Linked DNA regions of Mus musculus: region 1 is linked to region 2. The links are chromatin loops, found by intact Hi-C in ENCODE. Cell type or tissue: left cerebral cortex. All regions are shown on one strand. Each heading gives the region's core, and the rest is flanking DNA. Links, peaks and the distances in the headings are about the cores only.

The links. Hi-C counts contacts between places; a loop is a spot of excess contacts. Peaks named below come from ENCODE experiments on the same cell type or tissue, not always from the same donor. Only the 100,000 strongest peaks of a DNase experiment are listed, where the experiment ranks them.
Region 1: it touches region 2 in a loop (7-fold over the local background); 11 of 42 quality-filtered maps call a loop at or near these places.

The regions. Positions count from the first base shown.
Region 1 is chr1:92,439,809-92,445,890 of GRCm38, forward strand. It overlaps Ndufa10 (NADH:ubiquinone oxidoreductase subunit A10), which reads right to left. Exons shown (of 10, transcript NM_024197.1): 10 at 1-99. The coding sequence ends at 31. Among named protein-coding and RNA genes, the nearest start is that of Mir6900, 22 kb to the right of the region's middle. In left cerebral cortex, for the core only: no CTCF peak of the experiment used is centred there; DNase peaks (open chromatin) are centred at 3,250 and 4,097.
Region 2 is chr1:92,175,938-92,182,019 of GRCm38, forward strand. It overlaps Hdac4 (histone deacetylase 4), which reads right to left and starts at 4,404. Exons shown (of 27, transcript NM_207225.2): 1 at 4,321-4,404. In left cerebral cortex, for the core only: CTCF peaks have their summits at 2,575 and 5,094; DNase peaks (open chromatin) are centred at 2,212, 2,764, 3,383, 3,763 and 2 more places; H3K4me3 peaks cover 3,255 bases; H3K27ac peaks cover 2,652 bases.

The DNA.
Region 1 (6,082 bases), core at 706-5,705, 260 kb after region 2:
GCTATGACACGGCTGGGCGGAGGGGACCCTTCACTTCAGCCAGATCCACTTGTCACCCACCTCGGCATTGTACCCAGGGGCATACTTGCGGCCTGGCAGCTGTTGGGGGAAGGAATTAAACACTGTTTAGAGTAAAGACCACTTTTCCAACCTTTAGAGTTGGTCAGCTACTGCCCATCCAGTACCAGGGATACCGGAGAACAGAGATCCATTGTAATGAAGCAGCCTTGCCCACAGAAGTCCTGTCCAGGACAGAGATCCAGATGGAGACAGAGCCCTAGCTGGTTTTTCTATTTTGTATGATGAGCAGGAAGGACAAGAAACCAGTGGCACTCAGTGATAGCTGGCAGAGGAGGCTGGGCTTAGAAAATGCCTTGTTCTCAGCCCCGACTGCCTGCTTGACTAGTGTGAATGGAGACAGTAGCTTAGCCTTGGGAACCAGTGATGGACTTATTACTAAGAGGCCACAGTCCGAGCTGTCTGGCTTCTGTGACACCATCAGTACTGACTCATCAGGACTCCTCCTGGTTATCCTGCTGTTGCCCTGCGTCATGGAGACCTTGTAGCTTCAGAACAGTAGGGCTAGCCTTTTCATGTACCCCAACCAATTGCAAGTGATATAGATTTTGGGGTGGGCGAATTCAGAGCCTCAATCTGGGCTTGGGTAGCAGCTGAGCTGGTCAGCCCACTTACTCTCCTTTATCCGCACCACCCAAGCGAGCTCTCCAGTTCTCATGCCCTTGAGGTCTTACTGAGCTGCCCAGTCAAGGCTCGACTCTTGTGCTGCAGCCTGTGAGGAGCTGGCTCACCGGTGCCTTTGTCATCAGGGCCATCTCCACTGTATAGTCCAAGGAAGTTTCAGCTTAATTCCCTCCTCCCCCAGTGATAAGGCCAGTGAGGGAGCAGGGCTAGCTCTCCTACTCTCACGACCCCAGGGTCAGCTCTCCCCACTGCTGCAGATGGTGTGGGGCTAAAGGGACCAGGTATCACGCCCACCCCCACATCATCTCATGGCAGATGAGTGGCAAGACCAGCTCTCCTGAGACCACTGACTCACTGCAATGGACATTACAAGTGGAGATGTGTGGACAGAGAGACATACTGTGGGACACACTGTGACACACTCCAGCTTCCATCAGAGGTTTCCTATGCTTGTTGTTGTTGTTTGTGTGTGTGCTATATTTTTGGGGGAGGCTGCAAGGGTGAAGGGTGGGTATTGGGGAGGAGATGAGTGGGACTGGGGTACATGATTCGAAACTCACAAGAATCAGTAAAAAAGTTAAAAAAAGAAAAAAGTTATTGACTTACTCATGAATTTCCTATACTCATTAACTGATGGCTCTGATTGGGTCATCAATACTTAAAATATTTGAGGAACTAATTTCTTTTGGTATTTTAGTTAATAATAATTTAGGAACCTAAGAAAAATTCTGAAAAATTTTTCAGGTGATGGCATATTTTGAAATATACCCATTTGAACCTTGGAGATTTTTTTTTTTCAGAATTCACTATTGTAATTACTTCAGATCATTGTCGTGAGTTTCAGTAGTTTGTTGTGTAGGTAACAACGTATTCAGAGATGTGTACTGTGGTTTCCTGGTCTGTACTGAGTTTATTTTTTCCCTTCTTAGAAAAATAAAACAAAACAAAACAAAACAACCCAAAAGAGGCTGTAGTCCCCAGGGCTTTGGTTTGGAAGGAGTGCATAAAGGGAGTGTGAGTAACACAAGTGGGAAGTGCAGGCAGGCATGGGAGACAGCACTGGGCTGGGGGCAGGGAGGACTCTGACAAGGTTAGTTAGGCCTTGGGAAGCCACTGAAATACCCAGGCTTAAAAAACATTGGCAAAGAACTACTTTGGAAGCAAGGAAGCCATGGGAGAGGCCCCTGGAGCTGTCACTGGGCTGAAAGGATGGAGAACTAAGCCTCCCTCTTCCAGTAGCTTTGTCCTTCCCTAGCCGGTGGCTAAGAAGGACAGATAAGAGCCCAGGTCAGAGAGAACTCCTGACAGACAATGTGAGAGATAGGGACCCGCCTAGCACAGCAGGAGGATGCACCACACAGCCGCAAGAGCAGCCTATCAGTACATGAGCAGCATGAGGGCAGCAGAGGCTGGAAGCACCCCTACCGCCCACTTCCCCAGAGCTAACAGAAAGAGGCTTTCCTGCGTAGAGAAGATGGTGGGTCTGGAATGGCCTCAGACAAGACGCACAGGTACAGTGTGTAGGGGAGGACCTGGCAGAACAGCCACTGAAACACAGAGCTTCTCCAACTGCCATCCAGCTGAAGAGGTCCACTTCTTCTCATTTGTTGAACCAATCCCACAATTATGCTTGATGAACAAAACACACACACACACACACCCTACCCACTGTGTGCAAGTTGGCTATGGTGGCTTCACCAAGGTGCAGTTGGGAGCTTGAGAGGCAGTGACAACTGTCATCTTGTGTCTACCAAGTGAAGTTACTGAGGTTTGTATTACACCAGTGGCCAGTTGGTCAGCATGTCCAGGAACTTCCAACCACTACTGTCCTGAATTTTAGACTAGAGCAAGTAAAAACTAGCTGAAGACCACCAATCTGAGGCCTCACCAATGTCTACTAACTGCTTCACAAAAGCCACTCTCTGGAATTCTTAGGGGTATTTAATTGGCCTATAAAATCTAGTGAGGGATGCTCTGTCCCGGGTTCTGGAGAGAAAGCACAAGCACTTGAACATACATAAAAGCACCCTAAGTTCCCAGTATCTAACTGTGTGCTTGTCTGTGGGCTGGAGGCCATGCTGAATCTAAACCAAAAATTAGTTCTTGGGAGGTTGCAAAGGAAGCTCAAGACCCTGCTGCCTCTGGGGAGGACCCTTCGATGCTACAGGATGCACAGGTACTTCTGTTTTCATACAGAGTAAGTCACTTGCCTGGAGCGCAGAGCTATTCCATCCACAGAGCAAGAACCAGCCCCTTACACACAAGCACAAGAGGGATCTCAGTCTCCCGAGTCTGGAGCGGGCCCTGTGCCCGAGTCGCTAGACAGCTCACCTACTCACCCCAGGGAGGGCGGACCTGTGCTGTGAGCCCTACTGTTTCCAGCCCCCATTCCACCGTACAATGCTTCCCCTTGCTATGTGCTTAGGATAAACTCCCAGAAACAGAACTGCTTGCTGAAGCAAAACAGCCTGAAGAGCAGGTGTGGAAAGCCCCCCCGCCCCATGGGTTTAACTTGACTGTGTGGAAGAGCTGGTCTGGATTACTGTGCGGAGGCTTAGGGTGTAGACTCAGCACTGTCTCTCCTTAAAAATCTATCCATGATCTTGGTCTTTTAGGACCTTCACCAGGATCAGCAAGCTGGCTTCACTTCAGTCCTGGCCCACTGACTGCCACTGCACACAAGGTACCTCCTACCCACTGTGTGCAAGTTGGCTGTGATGGCTTCACCAAGGTCCCATTGGGAGATTAAGATGTGGTGGCAAGTGTCATCTTGTGTATACCAAGCAAAGCTACAAGCAACATGAAGGAATGGGGTTCTGAGAGTTGTAAAAGGTCCCCCTCTATCTACATGCCACAGCCTGCTGAAACGTATACTTCAGTCTTTAGCGTGGACTCCCACACCCTACCCCAACCATATGCTGGACTTGGGTCAACTTGTAATACACCAGCTTCCAGGCCCTGGACTCCAGTATTGGGGCCTGAGCACTTTAGACCTGCCAGACTAACTGTCATCAAGTAACAGTAGCTTCCCAACTGGAAAGCTGAGACCACGCCCTGATCCTGAACAAGCCAAAGTGTAGAAGGTAGGGGCTTAGGGTCTAGGCAGAGAAAGAGCTCCAGAATTTGTTACAGGGCCACTGGTCTTTGGCTGAAGACAATGTCTATGTGAAGCTGGACAAAGAGCCTCCAGGAGCTGTGAGCAGAATGAATCCATGGCTACTCACAGAAGGCTGTGGGTCAGATGGGTTCCCACCAGCTCCTCCTCACACAAGCACAAGCGAGATCTCAGGCCACATCGTACCCCCAAACAGGCTATGCTAGAGGCACTGGAAAGCTGGAACTCAGGGCTAGCAGGCTTAATGCTGATGTGCATGTAACTGCACTGCAGCCAGAAAACTTGTAACACTTGTCTTAGAATAGAACAAAATCTCACATTCCAAACCATGAAACTCACAATGTACTGCAGCTAGTGATACATTTCCAGACACATGCAAGTGGAAAATATGACCCTAAACCAGAGGGAAATCAGACTGACTCTGAAATGACGAAGGCGATGGATTAGTGAACAGGGCTATTAAAGCATCTGTTACAAAAGTGCTTGACATGTTCTGGGAACAAAATGACAGATGACAGAAATAAGGGAGAACTGGAAAACAGAAAGGACCAGGCAGGAGTTCTGAATATAAAAGTAAAATTCCTGTGCCGGGCAGTGGTGGTGCACGCCTTTAATCCCAGCTCTTGGGAGGCAGAGGCAGGCTGATTTCTGAGTTCGAGGCCAGCCTGGTCTACAGAGTGAGTTCCAGGACAGCCAGGGCTACACAGAGAAACCCTGTCTTGAACTCCCCCCACCCCCCAAAAAAGTAAGATTCCTGAAGTACAATTCTGTTGGCTGGGTGTAGGGTCACGCACATGTGCTATGTGGGGCTAGGAAGGACGAGTCCTTGGGATTAGCTGTGCTGCACACGGCAGGCCACACCCTAACTGTCATTGCTGGGTGCACAGGAGCAGTGCCAGTCTGCTTTGTGACCACGGGCTCTTCCCAGAGGCATCCTCTCTAACCTGGATCACATCTCCTGGATCTGTCCTCCCGGCTGCCAGTCAGGCATGCCTCCGGCCCTCTGCCCCTCCCATCCAGTCTACTTTTCTTCCAGTATTTCCTTGTTGTTGCATCAACACTTTCATGTTTTCTGTTTCTTTGAAGAGCCAAATGAACACAATGGAACACCAGCACATTTCTTAACAACATAGAAAAGAGCATGAAGACCTAAGAGAACTGACTCCAAACAAAGTAGAAAGAAAAAGGTCAAAATAGTTCCAGTGACCCATGGAAACCTCCATCTAGTGCATGTATAAATAGAGTCCCCCAAACCCTCAAAAATAATGGCTAAACCTTTTCCAAATGCTTTGAAAAATATAGCTACTCCACCAAGAAACTCAGTGAACCTCCACAAAATACAGAGAGACAACCACAGAGGCACATCACATGAAACCGAGAAAGCAAGCAGGAAAGGGGCTGAGAAATCCTGAAAGCAGCCAGAGATAAAAGGCTACAGGGGCACCAAGACCAGGAATGACAAGACTTCTCACTAGAAACAACACGGGTTTGAGGCACAGAGAACCTGCCATGTGTTGTAAGTACGACTGATCAAGCTAGAATCTTGTAGCAATTGAAAATACCTCTCAGATTGAGTTGAGGTAAATACTTTTTAAAGAAAACCAGCCACTGGAATTTGTCACTATCAGACACATATATAAAAACTGTTCAGCTAGTCAGGCAAAACCTGGGTCCAAACAAAAGAATGGAGTACACCCAACATGACAGCTCAGAAAGAAGACAGAATTAGAACGTTAAAGGGTAAACAGTTTACTGTATCTTTTCTTCCAATCCATTGCTTCAACGCTGCTTCTAAAATGGCTTCTAGAAACAACAGTATAGCCATGGAGGAGACCTCCCCTCTTTTCCCTTTTAAAACATGTTTTCTAATTGGCTTACAAAATAGGAGGTCTTGATATTTTTCCCTAAACCCATTCATTGTCTTTGTTAACTCTCTCATCCCATACCCTGTCTTCCTTTTTCTGGCTGGAGCTAATCCTTGCCCAGCATCATCCTTTTCTACACTCACATCACCGATGCTCTACCAGATATTCTCCCTTATGGGGGCACTGACAGCTCCTTTCTAGTTCCTGGCTTCTACACATGCTCCAAGTTAAGCACACAGCTCTAAAGAGTCTAAGCTGGATCCATACATGAGAGAGAACATGTGGTGGTGTTTGCCTTCTTGGCCCCGGGTCATCTGTTTTCTAGCTCTATCCATTTACCTGCAAACTTCATCTTTCCCCATATCTGAGTACAATTCCATTTTGTATACATCACATTTTT
Region 2 (6,082 bases), core at 566-5,565:
CTTGCAAGTACTTGGGTGTCAATGTGCTTACCACAGTCATTAGAATAAATTCTAGGATTCAGAACTGCCTCTTGAATGAACGGCCATTTAAATCTTTGATACTTCCCTGGAGAGAAATTAGATATTTTGTATGATAATATACATTGTTCTCTCTATAGAACAAATGTGTGTATACCTAATGCTTACATTGTGCTTCCTATGGGCCTAGGTTCCAGCCTAAGCATTTGTTACATATAACTTGTTAAACTCTAGGAAGCCATATCCTTATCACAGTTGTGGGTGTTGTTATCAATCTCACTAATACAAAGGGCACAGATGTAATCTCCCATACACTGGGTTATTAGCTACGCTCAGTCTTTTCTCTTAGCTGTGGAGATCTGCCTACCTGCATGCCTTAAAAACTGTAACAGGGAAGCTCATCCATTTATTGTTAGTTTGCAAAAGCTCTTTATATATACTGGCTATTAATCTCACAGAGGCCAAATAGGTTACACATTTTTTTTCTCTCTTGTCTCTGAATCTTGGTTATAGAGTCTTTCTCCAAAGATTTTCTTCTTACTATTAAATCTGCCAATATTTTCTCTTAAGGCACTGTCTTGGTTTTAGGATAAGAACACTTGAGTGCTGTAGTTCCTCAGTTAGTGGTTACATTCTTCCAATAAAAATTTCCCATGTAAGTAAGACTACCAGTAGCACTAAGCAGCTCTGAGAAATGGGCACAGACCATAGGCTGTCTGCTGCCAATCACCGCCTGCTTGCACAGCCTTGGAACTTCTCAAGACTCAAGCAAGCAAGAACAGGCTGTAACAACCACCAGCCAACTGGACTGCTCTGATTTCTGTGATACTCGGGATAGATAGAACCCAGAGCCTTTCAACATTACACAGAAGGCACAACGAAGACATTAAAGTCACTTTTCTGACTCAAATGAAACCCAGAGCGGTGACAGCTCAGAAGGGCAGACAACCTAACACCATACTGGGAAAGTATTCCAAATTATCTTCTCAAAGTAGCTGTGCTCTTCCAAACAACTCAATAACACTAACCTTCCACACAGGCTCATCCTGGGCCCAAAGCAGAGGTAAAGAAAGGCTCAGCCTTTGGGACTCAAGGCTGCCATTCCTCTCACATCCCTGCTATCAAGGGTGTGTAGCATCACCTATTTCTTGTAGCTGTGGGAGCAATAGAGGAGACGAAGATGGAAAGTGCTCAAAGAATGGCCCATGGCTCTTACTGGGTGCTCATTTAAACATCTGCTACTGACTTGTGTAATCTCCTGATCCAGGGAAGGAAGACACTCTCATCTACTCAGGACCTTACAGTGTTCTAACCGGGTCCAGTTACATGGAGGGTCTCAGTGGGGTCCATTTGTGTGGACCCCAGTCTGGCCTTTCAGGAAGTACGGAGGCATGTCTGAGAGGCAAGGGCAGCAGCAAAGCCAAGAGCAGCTGCAGATGCCAGACCACATTCCACCCTAAACAAAGCCCATCCTGCTCACTCACATGAGCCCAAGAGCAAACAACTGACCTCCTGACAGCTCAGAGCACTCTGCAGAAATGGACTAGGGTCTGTTCAAATGCAGCAGCACTTCTGATTCTGCCCCCCTCCGTCACCTGCACCTCAAAGGTCAGTGTCACACTTAAGGCCCAGAGTTGGCTGAGCAGCAGGACACTGGATGGTCACTGGAGACCAAGACAAAGCCACTCCAAAAATCTCTTTGGGGCCCCTACCCCAAGACTGGGTTACAACCAATGGGACATGAGCTCAACTCTGGATTCACCCTCTGAAGCCTGCATAGTCACCCCAGGGCCCAGAGACATCAAAAGCCCTGGTCCTGGGACTGAGCCCCCCCACGCCACCCCAATCTTCCCGTGCAGCAGGTGTCTCTCATTTCTGCATCTCCCTGGCTCCCTACATCAGGTATTAATGTATTACTTATGGCAGCTTCAGAGTTCTGAAAAACCAGCCGTTTTCAATAGAAAATGGCATGGACAAGGCTTGACAGGAGTGATGAAATTTTCTTCTGCTCTGGCAATTAGGACGGCACAAAGTCGCCTTTCCTTTGGTGCCACCCCCAACATCAAAGGATTGGAATTCAAAGCCGTTCATGCTGCATTGAAACCTCACAATGAGGCTGGAAAATGGAAGTCGATTACTGGGCAAAAATATGCAGTAGTTAAAAGGAAAGAGTTCTAACGAAATTAAGCTGCAGCAGCCCCACGACGTGTGGAAACTTCCAGCACCAGAGCTCTTCTGGTAAACATCAAGAGGGACATCCTCCTAACACAGGTTTGAAAGCAAAGTCAAGCTAGGAGCCAGGAGCCCCAGGAAGATAGAGTGCTATGTTCTCTTGCCCACCTCACCAGCAGCAGCCCCTAGCTTCTGAGAAGGTGCCATCTGGGGGCTTTATATGTTGCACAGCTCTCTGATGTTGCTAACCACAGACATTCTTGCTAGGGCTGCTTAGGTCACATCTGTCCTTGGTCTCTAGGCTATCCAGGCCCCGTCTGCAGTTCACAGTCATTCTTCTCCCCCACAGGGCTCCCAGATACCCTGTAAGCAGCCTGCAGACCCCTAAAGGGGGCAGTGTTACCTCTGCCTTCTAGCAAACCCAGCCTCTTCTGGGTGATTACTGCTCTTCAGGAAGGCATTTGATCTTTAAAAGAAAAGCCAGAACACAGAAAACCATAGAAGTCTTACAGTGTGTCGGGTGTGTGTTTTTAAAGCATGAAAATACTTCCCTCCCACACAAACGGGGAGTTCTTCTGGGGAAAGATGCCACAGATCCCGAGGAGTGGCAGATCTGGGAAAGCGGATGGGTCTTAAAAATAGACAATTGAACCTAGACTAGAGCTGCAAAGCTACCTGGGGGAAAAAAATGAGAATTTTTAACTAAATCTCACATATTTTTTGATATCCAAAACTCCATCCTGATGAAACTTCTAACTGGGTGGCATTTTGCATTTCCAATTATAATGGAGTAATTGTGTTGCCATAGTGACTGCAAAATTCTGCAATAACTTTTGCTGCCTTGTAACTGCTATAGTGTATATTTGTGTACAAGCAGCTGAGTTTTCTTAATTCAACCTCCTTGCCTCTCCACAAGCACTACACCTACCTACACCACCACCACCACCATCACCTTCTTTCTGGGTGGATTTTGAAACCACTACACTAGCTTTCATCAAGCCGGTCCTGAAATAATGCACGGAATTATCAGAAGCAATTAAAACTCCTGGCAACCTCGATCATATCACGGAGGAAAAACCGAAACCAGGTCAAGGTGCAAGCCGCCAGCATCCCCCTAGCCCCAAAGTGCGACAGGGCCATGGCTGTTTACACGTTAATACTCGCAGGCCTTAAATGCTTAGGTGGTTTGTGGGAACAGACAGAAAAGCCTGAGCAGAGAAAAGCAGGGAGGCAAAGTGACTACACAGGCCTTTCCTTCCTCCCCGGGCAGGCAGAGTGGCTCTCGGAAAGCAATTAGGTAGGTCTCTACAGTAATGCAATTAGGATTTAGTTAAGAAAGTCATTAGTTCTAAAATAACTTAAGTTTAATTTCTGCGACGCTTTATTTGAAAATCGTGTCACAGCAGGTCAATTTACAGCATGCAATAACCAAAACACTGCTATCAGCGGCTGCAAGTTATTAACAAATTCTCGGTGTGCATTAAAGGAGAACACGGGTTCCACACCCGGCCTTTCCGACCGACTCCCGCTGTGTGAGCTACAAGCTGTGCCTTCGGAACCCTCGCTCAGGGTGGACACCGGTCGTCTCCGGGGCTAGCGCAGCTCCTCGCCAGCCCAGCGACGGTCCGGGCCCGGCCGCGGCCCCCGCCCCGCCGCCCGCCGCCGCCGAGGGGCGTTTTCTGCAAACTCACAGGCTGACAAAGTTACATAAACGCCCCGGCCCCCGCCCCCGCGCGCCCACCTGCCCGCCCGCCGGCGCAGGCCGCTCTCCCGCCCGCCAGCCCGCGGCGCAGGGCCCCGAGGCCTCGGCGGGGCCGGGCGTCCACCTGCCGCCAGCAACCGGGCGGCGCGGACAATGACGGCCGGTGGCTTACCGCGGCGGCGGCGGGCCGCGTCTAGCCCTGCTCCGGCGCTCCGAGCCGCATCTCCTCAGCCTGCGCCGCCGCCGGCGGGCGGGCGGGCTCGGGCGGCGACGGCGACAGCAGCCGCGTTGAGCGGGCCGGGCGTGAGGCGGCGCGGCGGCGGCGGCGCGAGCAGGCGCGCGGGCTCGGGCTCGGGCGGCGGCGGGGATGGTGCTCCGCGGCAGCGGCCCCACAACCTCCCCTCCTCATTCACAAAAAATTGACCCACGTTGAACCATGATGCTGCTCCCCCTCGAGCGCAGAGCCGCGCGGGGATAGGCCGCGCCCTACGCCCGTCAGGCGCCCCAGCCCCGCCCCTCCCGTCGGCGGCCCACCAGCCATTGGCTACAACGGCTTTGCGTCACCTCCCCCCGTGGGCGCCGCCCCCTGCCTGGTTTCTAATGAAGAAAGCGTCAATTACGGCTCGGCCCCGCCTCCAAGAATTCAGCCGCCCTTCCATTGGTCCGAGAGTCCTAAGTCCGCCCCACAATAGCCCAACAGCCAGCCCCGCTTCGCGGGCGCTGCGAAGGGGCTCCGCCTTCGTCCGCCCTTCTCAAAAGTTCCAAACCCCATTGGCTCCCAGCATTGTCAATTCTAATGAGCGGGGCGTACCGAAGACTCTCCAGGCGCCCGCTCTGAGAGCTTTTGCTGTTTTAGAAAGAGCAGGGAGCTGGTGCGCGAACTGATTGAAGCCGTGGACAGACCTCCTTGGCAGCCCGCGGCGCTGCCCGGGTCAATACAGTGTGCCTGAGCGCCTGTCTCATGCTCTAAGGGGGCGCGGAAGAGCACAGACTAAGGCGAGGGCCCGGCCGGGCCTGGCGGCAACCTCCATCTTAGGCAAGGCACAGATCACGTGGGCTGCGTGCGGGGGACGCCGAGCCCAGAGGGAGTGCGCAGGCGCGGCGGGCCCCGCCCTGCCCCGGGGCAGGCGCGCCGCTTGGGGGTGCGGCTGTGACTGTGGGGCCTTGCGTGGCCGTGGGAACTGGGGGTTCTGGGACCGCTGCTGTTGCGGAGGTGTATTCTTGGTTCGCCGCCACGGCGTCCCGGTTTGTTGGGACCACCCCTTCTCTGAGGTTCTTCTAGACCTGGGCCAAGCGCCTATAATTGGCGTTCACGAATGTGGATGGGCGTGAAAGGCCATCCTTCTGGCTCCCTTGGGTCCATTTCCTTTCATCAGGAGAGTAGTGCAATTTCTCATCCTGTGTCCATGATATTTCCAGAATCCCACATCCAAAACGAAGACAAGAGCATCTGGTCCACCCTACATGGCCTGACCTAGGATGCTGACCTATTTACTAGGCCTTGCCTGATAGGAGTTGAGTAGAGATTTAATAGCATTTTTGTTCCATGACTGGGGGAAAATTGAAGGTAAAACAATTCGCAAGAAGCAATAGATTCTTTTCATTATCTCAAGGTAATACTGAGTTAGAAAGCTTCATTCACTGGGAGAAATTCATACTCTAGGATAGCTCAGCTGTGAAGCCAAGGGATGAATTGTGGAATAGAAAAGAGCAGAAGAAAATGACCGCACTTAGGAGTGCTAGTGCAGCTGCTTATAGAAAAGTACACTACCAAATTTACATACAAAATAATGCAGGATCTGCAGCCTGCTAACATTTAGATGAAACATGAAGTTCAGAAGTACTTGAAAGGATAAAGACATGCAATAATCACAGATTTGGTGAGTACTGAGTAAAGACAACCCTAAACAAAAGTGCCATGAGAAAGTGCTGGAATATAATCTTAGATGCAGTTACTCTGAAATGATATGGTTCGGTTCCAGGGTCGGGGGAGTATTGCTCTGTGCTGATTAGACCTCACAGAATTGTGATTGGTACATAGAAAAAGCTCTAGCAGCAAACAAAGAGTAGGGGAAGGGCACCCCAGTACCACCAGGGTTTCTATAGGGCTTTACAGAGTCCCATTCTCAGACAGAGGCTTGGTGTTAGAAACCAGGAGATCAGAAATAAAAACAGACCTCTAATACAAAA